Linked DNA regions of Homo sapiens: region 1 is linked to region 2. Evidence: chromatin contacts called from ENCODE Hi-C data. All regions are on one chromosome and are shown on one strand. The core of a region is the stretch at or near the end of the contact, and the rest is flanking DNA. Distances in the headings are between cores, read along the strand shown. Region 1 overlaps PTCHD1-AS (PTCHD1 and PHEX antisense RNA). Region 2 holds the start of PRDX4 (peroxiredoxin 4).

Evidence for each region. A loop is a pair of places that touch in the nucleus more often than their neighbours do. Pooled maps may share reads with other maps.
Region 1: a pooled map shows a loop between it and region 2 (6-fold over the local background). The contact joins the enhancer-like site here to the promoter of PRDX4 in region 2. A Hi-C loop is called at or near these places in 3 of 37 single-sample maps with no recorded cell type and 2 of 50 pooled maps.

The regions. Positions count from the first base shown.
Region 1 is chrX:22,524,024-22,528,195 of GRCh38, forward strand. All of the region lies in intron 4 of PTCHD1-AS (PTCHD1 and PHEX antisense RNA), which reads right to left. It also overlaps the pseudogene RNU6-266P. Among named protein-coding and RNA genes, the nearest start is that of CBLL2, 250 kb to the left of the region's middle. RefSeq lists enhancers at 2,176-3,375, 2,304-2,433. Within about 2 kb of position 2,473, at least 3 of the 41 ENCODE cell types and tissues checked have a DNase peak (open chromatin) inside an H3K27ac peak, as active enhancers do.
Region 2 is chrX:23,665,310-23,669,899 of GRCh38, forward strand. PRDX4 (peroxiredoxin 4) reads left to right here and starts at 2,184. Exons shown (of 7, transcript NM_006406.2): 1 at 2,184-2,502. The coding sequence starts at 2,262. RefSeq lists an enhancer at 1,943-2,237 and silencers at 1,987-2,166, 2,517-2,646.

The DNA.
Region 1 (4,172 bases), core at 1,223-3,722, 1.1 Mb before region 2:
GCCTATGAGCTAAATAATCATTTTCAACTAGCTTTGTGGATTACAACGTCATTTTGTGACACAACTTGAGACTCTACACTGACTCCTCCATGTGGATTTCAAAACCCCTAAATTATGCCCCACCATCTTGATTTCCTAGTATTTTATATAAACTCACATCAATTTTTCCCCAATATTTTATTACGCAGGACCTGAAGTTTTCCTGGGGAAAAAGTATTAGTGCTAAAATATGCATTTTTCTATTGGAAATAATAAAATAGTCCAAAGATATTTCCCCTTTTCCATAAAATTCCAAGGGAAACCCACTTAGAAAATTTAGAGTGTAATTGAAGAATTCTACTGAGCATACATGACATAAAGTTAAACAATACTTGGGTAGAAAAATGTTTGGAGATCCCTGTCAGGACATAATTTTTCTGTTATTTAATGAAAAAGATGACTTGCTATGGTTTTTAAATCTGCTTAAATGTGTTTCATTTGATCACATTAATATTTGTACAGTTATTTTTCCATTACTCATGAAACACTAAAAACACTAAGCAATAATTGCACATGCTTTTTCCTTTTATGACCATACATTTTCCCGGACAGGTCTTATAAATTCACATATGTTATCAAAAACTTTTTTTTTTGGAGATGAAGTTTCACTCTTGTCACCCAGGCTGGAGTGCAATGGTGCGATCTCGGTGCACTGCAACCTCCACCTCCTGGGTTCAAGAGATTATCCTGCCTCAGCCTCCCGAGTAGCTGGGATTACAAGCACCCACCACCACGCATGGCTAATTTTTGTTTTTAGTAGAGACAGGGTTTCACCATGTTGGCCAGGCTGGTCTCGAACACCTGACCTCAGGTGATCCACCCGCCTCGGCCTCCCATAGTGCTAGGATTGCAGGCATGAGACACCGTGCCTAGCCCAAAACTTTTTATGATATATTAATAATATGTTTGACAAAGCAAATACTTTCAGTGTAATTATTCACATTGACTGAAAGAATCCTTTACTACAGCCCTCTATCTTATTGCTCACATAGATGATTCATTAAAAATCTAGATATATAGATGGCTAGACATGAATGTGGTATGGTTCTCAGAGCATAAGGTCTCCTAGATGGAGTAACGGAGGAGCATAACCTCTCCGTTACTCAAGGACTACTCTTATGCCTCCATCTCTAACTCATGGGAGGAATAGGAACATTGAACAGAGATTTGGTGCCTTCCTTTACTCACAGCTTGTACACAACTCACTGTGATGGTGATGTGTTTAGCCTGTGAACCTATGTAACAGAACTCGACAGGCAAAAAAATAGTTTCCTTCCACATTAAAAAGCAAACAGTGCAGCCATAGAAAAGAACGAGATCATGTCTTTTGCAGGAACATGGATGGAGCTGAATGCTATTATCCTCAGCAAACTAATACAGGAAAAGAAAACCAAATACTACGTGTTCTCACTTATAAGTGGAAGCTAAATGATGAGAGCTTATGAACACAAAGAAGGAAACAACAGACACTGGGGGTCTACTTGAGAGTGGAGGGAGGGAGGAGGGAGAGGAGCAGAAGAGGTAACTATCGGGTACTGGGCTTAACCCCTGGGTGATAAAATAATTTGTATAACAAACCCCCATGACATGAGTTTTCCTATGTAACAAACCTTCACATGTACCCCCAAACCTAAAATGCTAAAAAAAAACCAAAAAACACCCCAAAACAAAAAAATCTTTACCCCCAAAACCAAATAAAAACCCCCCTTGTTTTATCTAAATCATTATTAAATGCAGTCCTTCCTTAAAATTTTTACATTTTGTTATATTTACATAACGATAAAATCATTTCCCACTTGATATAAGAACAAAAATCTGTTAATTCATTATATTATTAGAATAAGCAAATTAATTACTGCTAACATCAAATTCATTTTAATTTCCATGACCGTCATATAGAGTTCTATACATAGAGAGTGGAACTCCACAATGAAAACGTGCTTAACTCTTTTTATTTCCTCCTCACAGCATGTTCTGCTTTAATGACATATTGAGGGAATAAAATACATGGAATTTTATTCTAGTATCAAGTGAGATTTTAAAATATATGTGAAAATATTTGATAAATGCTTTTTTTCCTAATGGGTGCACTTAGAAATTATAGTTTTAGGTATATTTATATTTTGGCCATATAGTCTCTTAAATAAGTAAAACAAAGCATACTGTAACAAACTATTTTGGTCAAAACTCTAAACAGTATATAGACTTCAAAATAACTTACTCAAAATTCATGAGATTTAGATTTCATGCTCAACTTATCAGGAGGAAACACATCCAAAATAGAAGTGGGTTGACTCTATAACTTCTACTCAATGGCTATATCTACATAACTGTGAATTAAAACAAACAAAAAACAAAAGCTAGAAAACTGAAATTGGTTCTTAGTCATTATGTCTAGTTATGACAAATCGAGACACTATGAGATGATTTTCTCCTCCGGAAACCAGGCATTCAAAGACTTCCAGTGACTCAGGATGGGAGTGTACAGAAGAGAAAAGAGGAACGAAGAAAGCACTGATGCAAGAAGACACAATTCATCAATTCATAACCACACCCTGATCTCCACTACCATAGCATTACAGCCATGATCTCTTTCAGCCTTCTCTCTGCCACTATTGCCCTCAGTGCTGATTTTAATAGATTTTACCTCTTTAGGATGGTAGTGATGAGGAGGGATACTGAACTACCGTGATTTGCCGTGAATTTTCCTAGGAAGGGCCCCAGGGGTCTGCCATGTAAGCGTAACAACTCTTATGTGAGTGTATCTCACTTTATACACAAACACTGTAATAATTTAATGTTATACATTTCTCAACCTGATATTATTTCCCTTTGATTATTTAGGTTGCACCTACCTCATGAGAAAGATTTGGAGAAGGTGTGAAAACTTTATCCCAAATCTTAGATGCTCTATAAATGTCTTCCATTTTATAAAGGCTATCTGAAAGAGAAGCAAGGACAATTCCGAAAAATTCTTCAATTTTAGGTTTGGTCAAACCAACAATAAATACAAAGAAATGGCTTCATCTGAGTAACTGATACTTCCAAGACTTGGCCATTGCAGTCTTTTGTAGATTATATAATTTACTAGTTAGATTAAAAATTATGGCAGGAGGAAATCTTAGAATGCTTTGGCTACCTATCTACGGATACAAAACCATGGTGTATAATTCCAACCTTATTAAAGCATTAGAACATTGGTTTTTAACTCTCTATTGGATTAGGACCAGGTATACTGGCACAGCTCAGTAAAACCTAAGATTGGAAATAATTTGAAATCTCAAAGTCATTGTCACCTTACCCATTTCACCTGGCTAATTACTTCCTCTCCTTTCATACAACCCAACAAATATGTATTCACATTAGTGGGGAAAAGAAGCTCTCCCTATATTTACACAATGGAGTGATTTTTGCCCTTCTAATTAACCAGCATGAGTCAAACGTTTAAAAGGTTCCAGAAGAAACTGTGCCTTCAATTAACATTCACAGTTTCTAAATTAATCACTGCTGACCTTAACATGCAGGAGTCTTAAAGACATGTTTCACATTTAAAAAATGGTAATTTTATTCAAAGAAATCTAACTACCTATGTTTCATAAGTGTTTGGTCATTGTTTTTCTCCTATCACTGCATAAGGAGTCCTAGAGTTTGGAGCATTGTTTCATCACATCTCTGGATAAAAGCCCTACAAATGATCTTGAGCATGATAATGATATTGTCTTCAATATAAAAATTAATAGTGACTCATTATACACTTTGAAAAATCCATACCATGCTCACTTCAGCAGCATATATACTAAAATTGGAATGATACAGAGAAGACTAGCATGATCCCTGTGCAAGGATGACACACAAATTCATGAAGCATTCCATATTTTTCAATAAATGTCCCCATCGGCAAGTTAGAAAGATCTCAAATTAACAACCTAACATCACAACTAAAAGAACTGGAGAAGCAAGAGCAAACCAACCCCAAATCTAGCAGAAGACAAGAAATAACCAAAATCAGAGCAGAACTGAAGGAGACCGAGACACAAAAAGCCATCCAAAAGATCAAGGAATCCAAGAGCTGTTTTTTTTTAAATATTAATATAATTGATAGACTAGACTGCTAGCTAGACTATTAAAGGGAT
Region 2 (4,590 bases), core at 934-3,433:
AGCACAACAGGGTGACTATAGTCAATAACAATTTAATTGTATACCCTAAAATAACTAAAAGAGTATAATTGGATTGTTTGTAACACAAATGATAAATGCTTGAGGTGATGGATAACCCATTTGCCATGATGTGATTGTTACACACTGTGTGCCTGAATCAAAATATCCCATATACCCCATAAATATATATATATACATATACATATATATATACATATACCTACTATGTAGCCACAAAAAATTTTTTTTAATTTAAAAAGAAAGATAACAAGCACTTGCAGGAGGACAGAGGGCACCCTGGGATCATACAGGCTCATGCCTGTAATCCCAGCACTTTGGGAGGCCAAGGTGGGCGGATCACAATTAGCTGGGCATGGTGGCGCGCACCTGTAATCCCAGCTACTCGGCAGGCCGAGGCAGGAGAATTACTTGAACCTGGGAGGTGGAGGTTGCAGTGAGCCGAGATTGCCACTGCACTCCAGCCTGTGCGACAGAGCGAGACTCTGTCTAAAAAAAAAAAAAAAAAAAAAAACAACCTAACACAGGGTTAAGTTGCAACATTGCCTGTTTGCCCCATAGTTCCTTTCCAGCTGGAAGAGAAGAAATGGTCTAGGGATATGGCTTTTCAGGTTAGACTTTTCTTCTCCAAGTTTTCTGGGGACCTGAAAAGGGCTCCGACTTGAGAGAGGAGTCATGGCTGTTCACAAAGATCACTGCAAGGAAAAGAATAAGAAATGTCTGTTAGAGGGATAAAACGCGAGCTATTCAGAGGCAGAAAGGTCAGTTTCCCTTTGAGGGGCGGGGGTGGCGTGGGATGAGGAGGCTTTTTGGGAGAGATGGGCGTGGAAGGATGTCTAACAAGTGCTGGCGGCGAGGGTCGTTGGCACTTCAATGGTGGGAAGACAGCCATGGGCGAAGCTTTGTGGAAGAAATAGGTGTGAAGGATGAGAAGGCCTACAACAGTGCTGAGGGCGCGAGGCCAGTCACCTGCGAAGTTTTGTGTACAAGATGGGCCCAGAAGGATGAACAGGGTCTAAAACAGTGCTGAGGGTGGGAGTGCAGAAGATCGGTCACAAGTGACGACACAAGGTGGTCTTAGTCCAGTTGGTGGACGCTCGGTGGCCTGGGCCTGCCCCCAGTGCGCAGACGCACACGGCAGGTTGCAGCGGCAAGCGGGGCGGTGCCCACGGCGGGGAGATGGGTGGGGAGGGCAGGGAAAAGGCCAGGGGTTGGGTGATGGGGTAATTGTCAGAAAAAGGAACAACACTGCTGGGAGAGTTTTCTGGTAACTTTTCAAGTCTTCATTTAAATTAAAAAAAAAAAAAGCTGTCTTTGAAACAATAGATTAGGTCACTAAAAACTGCCTGTACGCCCTTGCATGCTGGAGGAAAGTAAATGGTTAGACCTACCCTCCCTAAGTTTTTCCAGGACTTAAAAGAGCTGCAAGTAGTGCAGATCATGGCCCCGTTCACACAAATCACTTCAAGAAAAAAAATTAGTAAATGTCTATTAGATCTTGAAACTTATTCCTGTCTATCTGGAACTTGGTAACCTCTGACCAACAACTAACTCCCCATTCCTTCCCTCTCGCCTCGCCTTCCCTACTTCCCAACCTCTGGTAAGCAGCAGGGTAAATACAGTCAATAATAATGTATATTTCAAAATGAATAAGAGTAAATTTGAAATGTCTCACCATAAAAGTCATAGGTAAACAAGGCGATGGATAAGTTAATGTGATGTAATCATCCCACATTGGATACATATTTCAAAAAATCACATTGCATCCCACGAATGTATACAATTATGATTTGTCAAGTAAATATAATTTTTAAAAACGTTAAGTGACTTTTTAAAAAGCTTATTAGAAGTATAAAATGCAAGCCATTCACAAGCATATAGGTTAGATTCCGCTTGTGAGGGGCTTGTGTGCAGTGGTGAGGCTTTGTGGAAGAGATGGACGTGGAAAGATGTCTAAAACAGCGCGGAGGTCAGGAGACCTTGTCGCTGCCTTCACAGAGTTGGGCAACGCTCCCGGTCCTGGTCAGCCGCGGGACGCAGGCGCAAATGCAGGCTTGGGATGGGGGAGGTGCGGCCGGCGCCCACGTGGCGGGGCGGGGAGCAGATAGGGGGGGTAGGGGGAGGAGCTGGTCTCGCGAGGCCGCGCCCCGGTTCGCGCGGGCGTCGTGCACGCGGTTGTAGCTGCCCGGCGGCGGCAGAAGCGGCGCTCGCGCCAAGGGACGTGTTTCTGCGCTCGCGTGGTCATGGAGGCGCTGCCGCTGCTAGCCGCGACAACTCCGGACCACGGCCGCCACCGAAGGCTGCTTCTGCTGCCGCTACTGCTGTTCCTGCTGCCGGCTGGAGCTGTGCAGGGCTGGGAGACAGAGGAGAGGCCCCGGACTCGCGAAGAGGAGTGCCACTTCTACGCGGGTGGACAAGTGTACCCGGGAGAGGCATCCCGGGTATCGGTCGCCGACCACTCCCTGCACCTAAGCAAAGCGAAGAGTAGGTGGTGTCCCGCCAAAGGGTGGGAGGGGAGATTCCGGAGACACGTGTACCCCGGTTACACCCCCGGAATCTGGGCTTGGGCGGCACCCCCTGGGCTGCCTCCGGGCCCTGGGCGGGCCTGGTTCTCACCTAGGAGGGCGGGGAGGGGAATAAAGGGGAGTTCTAGCTGTGAAGAAAGGTATGGTTTCCACTGATCAGATTTTAGAAGAGGTAGTGGTTACCCCAAAAGCCGCAGCTGAGGGAAAGTGGGTGGCCCTAGTCCCGAGTTTGCATCGAGGATGTTGGGCAAACTGAAACAGTTCCTGAAACATCTCAAAGTGCCTTCAGCACATCCTGTCTTTTTCAGGTACTATTTCAGCGAAGGAAGACATTGATAGGTTGAATAATGATTCACAAAAAGTTTGATTAAACAGAAAAGTTGCTAAACACAGTGCTCGGGAGGTCAAACATTTCATTTTTCTTTCTTCCTTTTTGTTTGCATCTTACAAAGATTATTACTGAAAGCCACCTTCCCCAAAGCCTGTGTAGTTAATGGATATTCCTTATGTTTCTCAGACATGAAGAACCTATTACAGAGTGTACTTTTGAGGGAAATGGGGGAAAAGGTTAGAAGTATGCATTTGGGTTGATGATAAACCTCGTGGCAAATTTGTGTCCTGCCAATTTGGTTTTTGATTATTTGCATTTCTGTCCAGTGTACAAAGCTAATGGCCACTTTCAGGAATGACACGTCAGACGAAGTAGATACTGTGAAAGTTGTAGCCTGCTACATCTGGATGTTAAAATTAACCAAAAGTGAACAGTGGCTATAGATAAAGGCTGTCTCTTGCTTGCTATTCAGTAACCTGCTTTTCCTGCAGATCATTTGACATTCTGTAGGTGTGTAGTTGGTTTTTATGGTTCAGTTACAGCATGTTCCATGCCAGTATTCAGTGAAAAAAGTAATGCTTCAAATTCTGAATCCCTAGAGTTAAATGGAATGTTGTTATGACTTAGGATGGGTTGGTTGGGAGTGATAAATGAGAAAAACTGTTTTGTCCTCTTAAACATTTACAGTTCTTACTTGCTGAAAGTAAGTACTTTCAGTTAACCACTTTGGGACTTTTTTTTTTTTTTTATTTGAGATGAAGTCTTGCTCTGTCACCCAGGCACCCAGGCTGGAGTGCGGTCGCGCGATCTCGGCTCACTGCAACCTCCGCCGCCCGGGTTCAAGCGATTCTTCTGCCTCAGCCTCCCAGGTAGCTGGGACTACAGGCGCGCACCACCACACCCGGCTATTTTTTGTATTTTTAGTAGAGACGGGGTTTCACTATATTGGCCAGGCTGGTCTGGAACTCCTGACCTCATGATCCGCCTGCCTTGGCCTCCCAAAGTGCTGAGATTACAGGCGTGAGCCACGGTGCCCAGCCTACTTTGAGATTTTTAACAAAACCAGTCTTAAATTTTAAAATCAGTATTTCCAAGTCCCACTGGTTTTACTTGCCTGGGAAAGTATTTTAAATATGTCAGCCAGTTAAGTGTTTACTTACATTACATATATTTTCCATAGGAAACAAATCTACTTCAAAGCTTTCCCTTTACCAGCAAAACTTAACATTTTAGTTGTTTACTACATTTCTCTGTCACATGTAGGCTTATCTATAATTAAAGATACAAAGACTTTTGTTAGTAAAGACTATTATGGAGCCATTAAGGCCATATTTTCAAATAATTTTTAGTAATATCAAAAACTGTTCATAATTAATTTACTGTTTCCTTTAAGGAGAAAAAAAAGGCGGGATGCAACACGTGGCAAATTTGTGTTTAAAAAAGAACGGAAAGGCCAGGTGTGGTGGCTCACGTCTATAATTTCAGCACTTTGGGAGGCCGAGGCCATCCGATCACCTGAGGTCGGGAGTTCGAGACCAGACTGGCCAGCATGGTGAAACCCTGTGTCTACTAAAAATACAAAAATTAGCCGGGTGTGATGGCGCATACCTGTAATCCCAGCTACTGGGCAGGCTGAGGCAAGAGAATCCCTTGAACCCGGGAGGCGGAAGTTGCAGTGAGCCCAGATCACACCACTGCACTCCAGCCTGGGCGACA